2 separate regions of the Homo sapiens genome follow, and region 1 is linked to region 2. The links are chromatin loops, found by intact Hi-C in ENCODE. Cell type or tissue: K562. All regions are shown on one strand. Region 1 has its middle 110 kb from the start of LINC02370. Region 2 overlaps LINC02370 (long intergenic non-protein coding RNA 2370).

Region 1 (2,500 bases), 100 kb before region 2:
ACACAGCATAAGTCTGGAATAGACAGTTCAGGAAGCAGTCTCTTAAACTGCATCGTGATGATGAAGTCCTATATTAAGTAAGATCCCAAAGATGGTTAATAGCAGGCAGGCTAAGAGCTGTAACCTCTAGTCTTTTCCTTATGAAATATTGCTTCCAGTTTAATTGATTTTATTTAGATGGGTTTACACTTAAACACAGATATTCAGGCAGCACTTGTATTTCCCTAGGGACTCTGTTTATAAACATTCAGAGATAGTTATGGATAAAGTTAGAATATCTTTCCCTCTTTTGCTTAATATTTATTAAGGACTTACTATGTGTTATATTCTGTGCTATGTGTTTTACATAAAATACATCATCACAATGACCTTCTTTTGCAGATGAAGAAACAAAAGTTCTGAGAGGTCTTCAGGAACTTGTATATAATTACAGAGGTAATAAGGATTGGTTGGAAATGAAACCAAGGGCTACCTCCTGTCCCCAAAGCTCATGCTCTTAACCCCTTCACCATGAGTTTCTGGTTCTATTCCTAGACTCTAGGCATCATATACTCCTGTTAATACTTTCTGTCTTCAAGCAAGTCCATTTACATTTATATTATAAAAGGTTAAATTGTTCATGAATATAGCTTCTAGATTCAGACCACCTGGATTCAAATTTAGACTCCACATATACTGGCTGTGAGATATTGCCCAGTGTGCATAATCTTGCCAAGGCCTCAATTTCTTCACTTATAGTATAGGGAAGACAGTATGGCCTACCTAGTGACAATGGATGGTTGTGAGGATTAAACGAGATAAATCATGTAAAGCATTTGCCTGACTCTTATTAAGTGTTCAATAATACTCTCATAGAGTGTAAACTCCTTTGAAATTAGGCATAAGACTTTAGGTATATAAAGAGCCTGAACAGAGATGTACTTGAATTCACGTCTTTATAAAACACAAAAATTATTGCAACAATCTTCAAATAGTCTTCAAGCCTTCTCCACACATTGTTGTAATCTATGTAAAGGAAAATAAAAAAATCTCAGCCAGGAGCGGTGGCTGAAGCCTGTAATCCCAGCACTTTGGGAGGCCAAGGTGGGCGGATCACCTGAGGTCAGGAGTTCGAGACCAGTCTGGGCAACATGGTGAAACCCCGTCTCTACTAAAAATTCAAAAAATTAGCCAGACATGGTGGCATACACCTATAATCCCAGCTACTCTGAAGGCTGAGACAGGAGAATCACTTGAACCCGGGAGGCAGAGGTTGCAGTGAGCCGAGATCGCACCACTGCACTACAGGCTAGGCGACAGAAGGAGATGCTATCTCAAAAAAAAAAAAAAACAAAAAAAAATCTCAGGACCCCATTCTCCTTATGCCTGGAGACTGAGTCGTGCAACACCCCTTCCAAATGAATAGCTGTTACTAGCATCGTGAATAGCCAGATCCCCATGAAAAGGTAAAAGTCCTCAGGTATCTACAAAAGACTGGCCTGTTTTATTTTTAAAATGCAATTCCGTCCAAAGCAGGAAGGGGGCAGTGGCGCTGAGAGGCACAGCGGTGCAGAGGACGCCCCGTGGCCGGTGTGAACGCCCAGCTCCTGATTCATGTGCAGGGTGCTTCACGGGAGGGTTGGAAGGTGGTTATATCAGAATGGCACATTGCAGGAGGGACTTGCCTGCCATTGCTTGGACCCACAGCTGCAGCGTTTGCATGCTGAAAGCTGTTGTTATTCTAACTGTTGACACGGGGCAGCTCCAGCACAGCTCTCAGCAGGAAGCCTGCTCCTCCCCCAGTGTCTGTGGCACCATCACTGAACCAGTATCTGCAGCAGCCAGCAAACTGACTAATTACTGATGAGCCCCTTGTTCCTCATGACCCACTGGCTCTCATCTGGGGCAGGCCATGTGCAGAACATTTCACCCAACAACAGCAGGAAACACATTCTCTCCACGTTCACATGATACGAAGAATACATCCTATTCCAGGTGATAAAATAAGTCTCAGGAAATTTTAAAGAATGACATTATACCAAGTAAGTTCTCCAACAACACTGGAGTGAAATTAGAAATCTGTAATAGAAGAAAACTTGGTAAATTGGTCTATATGTGAAAATTAGACAACATATTTCTGAACAATAAAATGGGTCAAGAAGAAATCATAAGGGATATTAGAAAATACTTTGAGATGGATAAAAACAAAAGCACAATATACCAGAATTTATGGGATGCTGTGTCACAGGGAAATTTATTATAGCCACATACATCTAGATTAGACAAGAAGAAATATCTCAAGTCATTAACCTAACTTTCCACCTTAGGAAGCTGGGAAAAGAAGAGCACACTAAGTCCAAAGGAAGAAGAAAAAAGTGAATACAGATTAGAGCAGAAATAAATGGAATTCTACTCATTTTGAAGAATCAAGAAAATCGACAAAACTTTAGCTATGTTGACCCACGAAAAAAGAGGGACGATTCAAATGATTAAAATTAGAAATGAAAGAAGAGCATTACTA
Region 2 (2,500 bases):
GTCTCAGTTGAATAACTGTCTTTGTTTCTCGCTTCTGTAATATGCTTCCCCCTGCACAGATCTCCCCCCCACAACACCCCACCCCATGAAATGCTTAAAAGGTAACTTAACTCTTTGTTCAGGGCTCAGTCATTGGAATGTTAGTCCTACTGGGCCGGTGTACCTAAATAATAAATATCCTCCTCAACCCCATCGGTCTCTGATTCCTTATCAATCCTGCTACAGTCTTAGGCAGAGTCATCAGTTGGATATAAAGTTTCTCGGTCTGTTTTTAGTGAACGTACATGGAAAACACGTACAGAACTGGAATCGTGGAATAACTCACATGTGGAATTGAATCCTAAGCACAAGTTTGGTACCAAGGTCCACACATGAGGTGGGAATCATGCAGCATGAAGTCCCCTGGGGAGTCCCACACGGACCTGCATGGTAGCCACTGCCACCTGCCCCACCAGCCCAGCACGGCCGGCTTCACCCTGATGCTTCTGCAGTTGAGCAGAAGATGATGGTGGGTATGAACTTGGAAGCTAAACGGTCTGGATTTGCATCGCTGCACTTCTATAAGCCCATCTGTAAAACAGGTTTATGTGGATTCAGTAGTTGAATATAGGAGAAGCCGTAAGAGGGATTCTCGGCACTTCATAAATTCTCGGACGATGTTGGAAATGACGGCAGCGAAGAGCACGATGATCACTGTTACAGACTACAGCTTCCCAGCTGGCAAGGTGCCCACACCCCAAGGGGCAGGAAGAAACAGAGACAGGTAGGGACAGTGTGCTCCTGCTCAGGCTCACCTTGCTGCTGCGACGCTGGTGGCCACAGTTGCTTGCAGGACCTAAGGCCACCCACAGCGTGGTGTCCAGCCTGGCTGACCTTACCCTTTTCCGAGGGACCTGAAGTAGTTGAGGGTGGTCCTGGGACATGCTTGTATATTTTAGAGGTGCAGAGTGTAGAATTTAGAAGTAAAAGGCCATCGTGATTGCAATGTACTTCGAATTAATTCCAAAAAATCTAGAGAAGAAGCAAATGCAGGAAGTTATCGGTAATTGTGACATCTGGCTGATGGTAAATGGGTGTTCTCCATACCCTTCTCCCTCCATTTCTGCATGTTTAAAATTGTCCACAATAAAAAGATGAAAACATGAATGAAAGTATCTTTTGCTAAAACAACAATATAGTGGAGATGAGGTATTATTGCATGAATACATCTACCTGCACAGATTTGAAGCAACCTCTGATTAGCCCCAAGCAGGCCCCACAGTAAATAGAGCAGGCATAATATCCTCCATTTAACAAGAGCCTCCCTGAGCCCGGGGGTCAGGTGCATCTTTGGTGAAGGTCTTTTTATGAAGCACTTGCCTGCAGCGCCTTTTTGTGAATGTCTAATCTGATGTCAGGTGGTCCCTCCAATGTCAGCCTCTGGTAGAAAAGTGCTACTCCCAGAGAAAAGCGTATTCAAAACTGCAAAATCATATCCTTTTCTGCCTCCTGCAGGGCTCTTGGCTCTTGAAAAACTGCTTAATATTTCCTAAAACCCAGGGGCTATTTTCCACTCTCCTCTCCTCTCTGCATTCCATTCAGCAATCCCGAGGGGATGTAGATGAGGATGCTGCCTGTTGTTTCCTTATTCAGGAAATTCTAAGGCATTTTCTCTACATGGAGGATTTTGAAGAGTGAATGAGAAAAGATAAACATCTTCAGAAAGAATCTCTGGGTGCTGGCAAGCAAGGAATGAGTTTTGCATTCGGGGAGGCCATTTGCCTTCAGTGTGGGGAGTCGGCAGTGTCAGAACTTGGCAGTGAACCTGAGGACGTGGACAGGAGCAGATGGGATGTTTGACTTCACCTCCCTTTTTCTCCCCGATGCATTTCAGTGCAGGTCTGCTGTGCTGCACCAGCTGCGTGGCTGAGGAGGAGACGAGGAGGAGGTTCTTGGGCACAGGAGGAACGGGGCTGGGGTGAAAGCAGCCAGCCAAGTGCGGGGGGTGCGCTCAGCGGGGGAAGCCAAAGTGCGTGGAAAAGAAGTGCTCTCCAGGACCAGCCCTGCCCACGGCCTCCTGGCCCTCAGGGGGACTCACAGACCTGACTCAACAGGCGCACACTCACACACAGGCACACATGCATGTACACAAGACACGTGTGCATATGAATGCACCCATGCACATGTGCATATGTACAGACGTGCATGGCACAGACACAGAAACATGAATCTGCACATGCACACACATGCATGCACACAGAGAGACACACGCATGCACACACATGCGTGCACAGAGAGACACACACAAGCACACGTATGCACACATGCGTATATACGTATGCATGTATACCACAAACACGCACATGCACAGATACACAAACACATTCACACACACACATGCACACATATGCATGCACACACAGAGACACACACAAGCACACATGTGCACACATGCATATATACGCATGCATGTATACCACAACCATGCACATGCACAGATACACAAACATTCACACAGACA

What was found. Peaks named below come from ENCODE experiments on the same cell type or tissue, not always from the same donor. Only the 100,000 strongest peaks of a DNase experiment are listed, where the experiment ranks them.
Region 1: a loop joins it to region 2, with 4 times the contacts of the local background. A loop is called at or near these places in 1 of 110 quality-filtered maps.

Annotation. Positions count from the first base shown.
Region 1 is chr12:131,451,820-131,454,319 of GRCh38, reverse strand. It overlaps a transcript of LOC101929974 not described here. Among named protein-coding and RNA genes, the nearest start is that of LINC02370, 110 kb to the right of the region's middle. In K562, a CTCF peak has its summit at 1,519; a DNase peak (open chromatin) is centred at 1,559.
Region 2 is chr12:131,347,839-131,350,338 of GRCh38, reverse strand. LINC02370 (long intergenic non-protein coding RNA 2370) reads right to left here. Exons shown (of 5, transcript NR_103736.1): 2 at 795-1,011. Among named protein-coding and RNA genes, the nearest start is that of LINC02370, 1.6 kb to the right of the region's middle. RefSeq lists an enhancer at 1,435-1,979. In K562, a CTCF peak has its summit at 1,481; a DNase peak (open chromatin) is centred at 143; H3K4me3 peaks cover 195 bases.